Regions from separate parts of the Homo sapiens genome. Here region 1 is linked to region 2. The links are chromatin contacts, found by Hi-C or POLR2A ChIA-PET in ENCODE. All regions are on one chromosome and are shown on one strand. Each heading gives the region's core, a stretch centred on a gene start or an enhancer-like site at or near the end of the contact. The rest is flanking DNA. Distances are from core to core; before and after follow the strand shown. Region 1 holds the start of ZDHHC23 (zDHHC palmitoyltransferase 23). Region 2 holds the start of SPICE1-CFAP44 (SPICE1-CFAP44 readthrough (NMD candidate)).

What was found. A loop is a pair of places that touch in the nucleus more often than their neighbours do. ChIA-PET counts read pairs that join two places held with the same protein, here RNA polymerase II (POLR2A). Pooled maps may share reads with other maps.
Region 1: a loop to region 2 is called in a map of cardiac septum, with 5 times the contacts of the local background. The contact joins the promoter of ZDHHC23 here to the promoter of SPICE1-CFAP44 in region 2. A Hi-C loop is called at or near these places in 2 of 168 maps with a recorded cell type or tissue (cardiac septum and naive thymus-derived CD4-positive, alpha-beta T cell) and 12 of 50 pooled maps. POLR2A ChIA-PET finds 5 or more read pairs at or near these places in 1 of 52 experiments (SK-N-SH).

The regions. Positions count from the first base shown.
Region 1 is chr3:113,945,592-113,950,211 of GRCh38, forward strand. It overlaps ZDHHC23 (zDHHC palmitoyltransferase 23), which reads left to right and starts at 2,422. Exons shown (of 5, transcript NM_001320466.2): 1 at 2,422-2,599; 2 at 3,095-3,372. The coding sequence starts at 3,212. It overlaps GRAMD1C (GRAM domain containing 1C), which reads left to right. Exons shown (of 18, transcript NM_017577.5): 18 at 1-1,583. RefSeq lists an enhancer at 1,840-2,340 and silencers at 2,055-2,554, 2,905-3,004.
Region 2 is chr3:113,512,568-113,516,831 of GRCh38, forward strand. It overlaps SPICE1-CFAP44 (SPICE1-CFAP44 readthrough (NMD candidate)), which reads right to left and starts at 2,589. Exons shown (of 52, transcript NR_183050.1): 1 at 2,330-2,589. It overlaps SPICE1 (spindle and centriole associated protein 1), which reads right to left and starts at 2,589. Exons shown (of 18, transcript NM_144718.4): 1 at 2,330-2,589. RefSeq lists enhancers at 2,276-2,395, 2,456-2,505, 3,212-3,261, 3,772-3,821, 3,882-3,931.

The sequences.
Region 1 (4,620 bases), core at 1,172-3,671, 430 kb after region 2:
GAGATTTCTAATATGAACATTTCTTTCAGTAACATTTATTTGATAATTAGTTTCTGCTGGCCTTAATAATCCATCCTTTCACTTCTTATAGATATTTTTAAGCTGTGAATTTCTTCAGTGAACCATGAAATATATTATAGAACTGAATTTCTCTGATACAAAAAGAAAATGACACACCCTGAATTGAGTGGTATGGTCTCATTTCTACAGTGAAGTCTGATGCTTTGTTAGCACAGAATCCGTACATGTCCAATAGGTCGCTTTTGTAACTGAGATAAGACCAAGAGGATAAACAGGACAATATAAGAAGAAACCTCTATGTCATTACTGATTTTAAAGGTTCTGTTTTCAGGCATATAACATTTCCAGGTTTGTGTACTGTAAAGATTATAATGTCTTCATTTATTTAGCATGCAAATTTAATAGTCAAACTTTTTGAATCTGCATGTTGATGATGATTATCAGAAAGGGTCTTCTGCCATGCTGTATCTTTATGAAAGAAATAGTTGTTTTTTCTTAAGGTAACTATCAGAGGTGGGATTATCTTGCCTCCTCACTTAGAATACCAACAGTCAAAAGGAAGAACCATCCTCTGAGTTTTAAAAACCAGAAGGTTATGTTAAAATCTGGGCATTTAGTGACAGATCAAATGCATACTTGAACTAAGATTGGCTTCAGCTTAGCAGTCTTTCATGGTGGAAGTGACACATCTGGTTGAAAATAATTTGTGTATTTTCAGTAACCATGTATGGCTTCCTTCTTTATGTATGTGTGTGACTTGTTTTGATTGGTAAGTTATAAGCCAGACATAGATTTTAGCTCTTTAATAAAAACTTCAGGGGCACGTATGTCCCAGTACAAGTGTACTGACTATCAAGTTTTAACTCAGATGCAAGCTTTGGCTCTTTCATAAAAAGTTTTTATGCATATGTGTCTCCATACAAGTGGCTCATTAAAATAAGAACTTTGTAAACTGACTTAAAATCAGATATTTTTTCAAGAGTTAGGGAAAGTTGAAGTGTTTTACTGTTTTGTCTCTTGAGCCCTTTCTCTGGGGAAAAAATACATATCCATCTATCTATCTATATATAAACTGTGTATACATTCTTACTGTTTGAACAACTATTGCCTTTAATTAAATGTTTCATTTTTCTCCAGAGTCCCCAAAGCCACATGGCATTATTATAGTCATTTTTGAGATGCCTGTAGAGAATGAAAGTATTGACTCCGTTAGAGGGAAAATGGGTTTCTCTGGGTGAATTCCAACGAAGCATACCTAGGGGTAACAGTGAACCTACCTGGGTTTGTTTTGTTTTGGTAAGGATTTATGTAGTGTCTGGCTGTAAGCAAGAATGAGTGGATTATAAACTTGAAGATTTCTCTGTTAAAGTCACAAAAATGATCGACAAACAATATTTTTGTGATGTTTATTTAAACGTTGTATTTTATAACATACTTCAAGGAAGAGTATCGAAGTAAGTTGCTTTATAAATTAAGACTAAATTCGTATGGATGCAGAATTCAATTAATAAAATTTGAGCCTGTTACGTAAATTGAATATTAATAAAATTGAAAATTTCTGAGTTGTAGTTTTTCTTCTTTTTCTACTTAAAAACAAAACTAGAAAGCCTGCGGTAGTGAAACGTGTACATGGGCCCACACTCTTTAAAGAAATTTTGTGCAATAATAAAACCCAAAAAGGACTCTCATCTCAGGGCAGTTTCATCTCAAATACACAGACGACTGGAACAAAAGTACTAGCGAGGCCTGCTGGTCCAATGTAAAGGCTGCTAGCCAGAAATCATGAAACGAACAGGTTGCTAAATGAACAGATCCGGCAGCAGTGATGGGCCTTTAAGAGAAGGTCAGCGAAACTGGGGGAGGTACTTGGATAACATTTTGCGGTGGAAAGCTCCCTCACCGCCTGTTGCCGGAGTCTGAATGAAGGCTGGCGGCTCCACGGTCTCACGTAGTTCGGAAATCCTCCGGGTTCCCGGGTTTCCCGTATTTCCGTCTCCGCACCTCGTCCGCACCCCGGGGCTCCGGAGGCTGTCCCACCGGCGCGCCGCCCGCAGGCACCGGCGGCGCCCGGCTGCCGCCTCTGGGGCGGGGCGGGGCGTGGCGTGGCGGGGCAGGCCGGAGGTGCGGGACCCACCTCCTGCCCCTGCCTCCTGGACGCGCTCTCGGGAGCCGATTTTCCCCTTCCCGGCGCCAGGGCCGCGGGCCAGGAGGAGGAGCCTCGCCCGCGGGCACCGCGGGGAGGCGGGCGGCGCACGTGCGGACAGGCGGGGAACCCCGGCGCCGGGGGCGGGGCACCCGGAAGCGCGCGTGGACCTGGCGCACCGAGCCGGGCGGGCGGAGGGGCGGTTGGGACGGCGCGGGGAGGCGGGCGCGCCGCCCGGGCCGCGGCGGGCTGTGGTCACAGGTGGGCGGCTGCGGCGAGGGAGCGGCCGAGCGGAGCCCGGGTCCCGGAGACTCCTGCCGTCACGCCCGGGGCTCCGCGTAGCAGAGATCGGGAGACGCGTCTGTGCCTCCGGGGAAGCCGACCCATCTCCCCTCCGCCTCTTTGGCTGCAGTTGCACCTCCGGCCAGAGGGCAGGTAACTTCCCTTCCAAGGTCATTCTCCTGGCGGGGTGGTGCGCGAGGCCCGCCCACGTCCTCCGGATTGGCGGGGGCGGGAGAGGCGCACCCTGCAAGGGGCCCGACCAGTTGGGCTGGACCGCGACCCCTGAGCACTGCCAGGGAGCCTGGTGTGTCAGCCGCTGCTAGCGGGCATATGCTTCGCCTTTCCCTATAGCCCCGAGGCTGAGTTCCCACCAGCGCCCAGGCTTGGAGCGGAGACCGCTCGGCCCTCCCAGCCTGCACCCGCAGGTGAGCGCAACCGCCCGCGCCCCGGCTGTCCCGGACGCGTGGTCGGCTGTCGCCATAGGAACGGCTGGTGCCCAGACGGCGCCTGCCCAGGCTGGGAAGGGGCGGTGAAGGCAGCTCAGACCTCCAAGAACCCTGGAGCCCCCTGTGTGGCCAGGCGGAGCCACAGAAGCCTGATGAAAACGGGACCCCCTCCCCCTCTCTCTTCTCATTTTTGATTGCTCAGGCGTTGGAGGTTAAGCAGAGAGAGAGAGGCGTGGACCTATTTACGAGATGTAAGTTGTGTTCTTTCCACCTTTACCTTCTGAGGGCTTCTTACGCCTCATGGTGACAGGTGCAAATCATGACACAGAAGGGCAGTATGAAGCCTGTGAAGAAAAAGAAAACCGAAGAACCTGAATTGGAGCCCCTGTGCTGCTGCGAGTACATAGATCGGAATGGGGAAAAGAACCACGTGGCTACTTGTTTGTGTGATTGTCAAGATCTGGATGAAGGGTGTGATCGGTAAGAACAGAGCATTTCTTGACGCTGGCCCCATCACCCTTCTGAGAACTGCCATGTGTACTTTCAACCTAGCCACCCAGAATGCTAGAATTTGCTCTTGATTCTATTTCCAAGCATCTAAAATGAGAGTTGGCTTCTGTGTCAAGTGTGAGGATTTTAGAAAGATGGATTACGCAGTAGTGCACAGCTGTCTGTCTGCTCTGTTTTATAGGATATTATTTTTCGTTTAAAGAGAGATGAGGGAGAGAACAGGCAGTTTAAAGGGATAGTAGGCAAGTTAGTATAAAATAAAATGCAAGCCAGCAGAATCTGTAAGTTTAAAATGAACACAATAGTTCCAGAAAGTTCCTGCCTTCTCAGAGGTCTCAGCATTTAGAGACTGACTACTTGGGACTGGGTGGCACCTGACCACAGAGGGCCTTGTGGGTTGAAATTTCATTTTCCTGCTGTTAGTACTGGTCTTGCCCCTTGTTTCTGGGGAGGAACTCCAGCCAGAAGGCATGTATCTCCCCTGGATTCACAGTTTTCAGTGCGACCAGCAACACTCTTGATTGATCATACTGTATTTGGCTTTTATTTTCCAAGTGATGGAAATTACTATCCAAAAAGAGAATTTTTAACATCACTGAAAAAATTTGGTGTCGGACAGTGAATAATCTGGTTTTAATCCATTTTCTGAGTAATTATATATTTAAAAATCACTGTCAATGGAAGTCATAATGTGGGAAGGATAGGGATGTTGGAAACTTGCTTTTCCCATTAATAATTATTTCTGGTTAAAAAAGTCATTGCAACTGCCAATTTGTTGACTTAGAACTTGATACATTAATACAGCCATGAAAAGCATTCCCTGGGGTCTGCAGTCTAGTACCAGCCTTGACTATTAAAAACCCAGTGAACCCTTTGTCGTTCTTACTTGACAGTGTACTGTGTAGTCTTTTTTATGGATGTCTTTGAATATAGGTTCTTTAGATTTAGTCTGAAATCTATACTGAGAAAATAGAGCACTTTGCACTAATGAATGGAGAAATGATGCTGTTTCCATAACCACCATCACTCAAGACCGCAGCTCTTCCATTAACCTTGCTAACTCTTCCTCCCTCCTAGCCCTGGAGACCTTGGCTGTCCCCTGAGGCATCTCCTCTGCTCTCTCTGTACCCCTCTCCTCTGTGTTTCCACCGTGCCTGCTGCTCTGTATGATTCCCAATTAGTTATCTCTAAGTTCTAGTCTTACCTTTAAAAATTGTC
Region 2 (4,264 bases), core at 1,339-3,838:
CCGGCTAACTTTTGTATTTTTAGTAGAAACGGGGTTTCACCATGTTGGTCAGGCTGGTCTCGAACTCCTGATCTCGTGATCTACCTGCCTTGGCCTCCCAAAGTGCTGGGATTACAGGCGTGAGCCACCACACCTGGCCTCTTCTATTCTTTTCTCCTTTTCTTCACAGGCTCTATTGTCCTCCTCCACACAAACAATTTAATCAAGGATTTCCACCCAGTTCTATCTCAGTTCTCATTCTTCTTGTCTTTCCATTAGATACCCTCTCCTTTCATTCAATAATTATTTGGGGGAGTGCAGCACACACCAGGCACTGGCTAGGCATTAGAGATACAAGTAAACAAGTAAACTAAGTAAACTAAATAAACTAAGATATTAGTAAACAAGTCTAATATGGTGCCAGCTCTCATGGAGCTGCTTTCTTGATCACAAAGGGGCAGTTCACATCCTCCCTCAGTGACCTCACCAACTCCCTTGAGCAAAGCTATGAATGTATGGACAAACAAACACACTGTGAAAATGAGTCCCAAATCAATGATTCACACCTTTCCTCAAAACTTCAAACACAGTGGCTCGCATCTGTAATCCCAGCAACTCGGGAGGCTGAGGCTGGAGGATCGCTTGAGGCAGGAAGCTCAAGACCAGCCTGTGCAACATAGCAAGACCCTGTCTCTAAAAAAAAAATTTTTTTTAATTAGCCAGGAGTGGCAGTGAGTGCCTATAGTTTCAGCTACTCAGGAGGCTGAGGTGGGAGGACTGCTTGAGCCCAGGAATTGGAGGCTGCAGTGAGCTACGATGGCGCCCCTGCACTCCAGCCTAGGTGACAAAGTGAGGCTCTGTCTCTTAAAATAAACAAACAAAAACAAAACAAAAACACCAAATGCTCATTTCTAACTACCTACTATATACATCTCCCAAATATCACAAATACAGTATATCAAAATACAGCTCATCATCATACCCCAAATCTCTACTTGCTGATATATAACTGGTTGACTCGATAAATATGTTCAATTAAGCTGAATTTACAGAATTACAATCCTAGTTGCTCCAATTTAAAACCTCAGCATCACCTCTGTTCCTTATCTCTTAGTGAATCAGATAACAGAATCTATTAACTTTTTCCCTAAAAATCTCTCTTGCCCGCTCTTCTCCATCTCTACTAAAAATATTTTTGTTCAGGCTCTCATTATTCTAATTAGTCTCCCTTTCACTCTTCACTCACTGACTTCATCATCCATCTATTAATGTAACTAATATTTTGAAGCACCATCTAAAAGCGAGGCACCAGATATAACAAGAAAGTAGAATAGTCTATGCCCTTGCAGAGTTAAGAGTTTCTAAGAGGACCGCAATTAAACAAGTATTTACAACAAAAGGGCAGCATGGGAAGTAAATTCTGTGTGCCATGAAAGTACCTAACTAACTCTATGCAGTAAGTAAAAGCTTCTCCTCTCTGTAATACCCCCAAAAATGTTTGCACTGAGAGCTAAAATACGAATAAAAGTTAGAAGCAGGGGAAAGAATATTCCAGGCAAGGGAAAATGCATTTACGAAGAGTTTGAGAAGTTCAGTTCAATTAACAAAGATCTGAGAGGGTGAGAGGTTAAAGGAAGAAAGGCAGACAGCAGATTGTAGTCTTGTGAGCCACAGCAATCTGAACACCTAAGACCATAGGAAACCACTGAAGAATTTTAAAAGGGATAGTTATGACTGGACTTAGTAAATCCACTCTGACTGGTGTGGAAAACTGATCAAAGAGAAACAAGAACTCTTTCCAAACACTGTTGAATCAATCCTACCTAAATACATGGATAGAGAATAGATCTGAACCCTTTACCTACTTCCTCTAGATTCGGATGGCTCCCCACTGTCAAAAGCAATCCAACTCAGCTTGGCATTCAGACCCTCTCCCCCATATGGCCCGGCTGACTTTTCTTTCCAGTGTTCTCTCACATCTCCCGCAAATCCTAAAACCAAGCTCTCGCCTCACACACAGTTGCAACCATTCTTTTCCCTCTGCTTGGAACACTCATTAGGCTCACTCTCTTCTCTACTGGGTTAACTTCCACGGACTCCTCAAAACTCACAGGAGGAGCCTTCTGAGAAGCCCCTCTGACATCCATCGATTTAAATGACGCTCCCGGTCCCAAAGCACCCTGGATAGTTTGCCTCTCTCCTGCTACACGGTGAACTCCCCCAACGCTACAATCGAGCACCCCCAATTACCAGCTCTGTGCAAAAGCTCCCGAAAGCGGTGCGCACGCGCATACTCGAGGTGCTCTGGCGCCACGCACAAACATACCCAGACACGCACCCTGACACGTACTTGCACTCTCAAAACACAGAGCCGCGGCTGCGCTTCCTGAAGTAAGGATTCCCCAACCGGGCGCCTGGATCCCAGGCAACAGACAGATGCCACCACCGTTCTCCCCACCCTTTTGGTAGCCCTGGTCCCTAAGGCTCGTTGGGACTGCGAGCTGCAAGCCTCAGATCCATCATCTCAACCTGCCTTGCAGTCGGTCCCGACTGCCGCCGCCACCGCAGCTAAAACTTCAGGCGCCGGAACCGCGGAGCGCGCCACAGGTTAACCCAGCCAGCGGCTTCCGGGCTGTTGCCTGGGTTACCAGAGCTCCGCCCCACGCCCTTGCGTATATCCGGCGAGCCCAGTGCGCAGGCGCCTCCCAAAGCCTATCTCGGGTCCTGAGTCTAAGGGAGAGAGGTTCCTCTGCAAGGTTCAGGGCAAATTATTAAAGAATAGGTATATAGCAGGCCGGGCGCGGTGGCTGACGCCTGTAATCCCAGCACTTTGGGAGGCCGAGGCAGGCGGATCACGAGGTCAGGAGATCGAGACCATCCTGGCTAACACGGTGAAACCCCGTCTCTACTAAAAATACAAAAAATTACCCGGGCCAGGTGGCGGGCGCCTGTAGTCCCAGCTACTCGGGAGGCTGAGGCAGGAGAATGGCGTGAACCTGGGAGGTGGAGGTTGCAGTGAGCCGACATGGCGCCACTGCAGTCCGGCCTGGGCGAAAGAGCGAGACTCCGTCTCAAAAAAAAAAAAAAAAAAAAAAGAATAGGCATATAGCATTAGCCGGTGCCTCGAGAATTCTCCAAAAGAAAGATGTTGCTCTCCTCACCAGACTTCACATATCACTTAATTTGCTTTCATCTCTATTCATTTGTTTACAAATCTTTAGTAGTGGAATCCCAGCACTTTTGGAGACAGAAGCAGAAGGATTGCTTAAGCTCAGGAGTTTGAGACAAGCATGGGCAAGATGGCGAAACCCCGTCTCTACGAAAAATTAAAAAATTAGCTGGGCGTGGGAACACGCCTGTAGTTCCAGCTACTCAGGAAGCTGAGGTGCGAGGATCGCTTGAGCCAAGGAGGGCAAAGCTGTAGTGAGCCACAGTCATACCACTTCACTCCAGCCTGGACGACAAAGCAAGACCTTGTCTCAAAAAAAAAAAAAAAAGTTGTTTATTACAACCTACAAATGTGCGGGAGAGCTAGGTTCTATGGGGCTAAAAACAGGCAAGGTGGGAAACTTACAGCATATTAACAGACAGTTATCAATGACAAAAACATTAAAATTATGACGAGTGCTAAGAAGGAAGCACTCTAACCAAATACTTAGCTTATTATTATAGTAATATTTGAATTACTCAGGAAAGCTCAGACATGAATAGGCCAGTGGGGAAGGGGAAAGCATTCCTGCAGAGGGAGCTGCATGTGCAAAGATGTGGAAAATGCAAGGGACAGGAAGAGGTCCAGTGTGTCTGAAGTTTAGAGAACAGTGGGAACTTGCTGTGAAGGGGAGGCGCCCTGATAGGCTGGATCCACGACAGTCAGAGCTGCGTGGACCACGTTAAGAACTTTACAAAGCACTTGATTCAAAAACAGAGTTTATTTGCTCTGGTAAGACAATTTCCTCTAGCCCCTTGCTTTCTGCTGTTACAATACACCCATGTGTGGTCTGCAAATACATGCCCAAAACCTTCTAGAGGAAAGGTACTGCCTTTAATAGTTTTCACTCTGATTGAGGAAGTTTGATGTAGATATATTTAATAATCAACAATCATCCACTTGCTTGCATCCTCAACTCCCTGCCCCTCTCTAAATTGCTGTAATCACTTGGCAAAATGACCATATTAGCCATCCCTACTTTACACTTACTAAGTGCTTGCACCCATGCAGCTGAATCTGAAAAAAAACACCCAATCATGCTGACTTTAAATTCATGATTACTGATGTTAAGTAGGA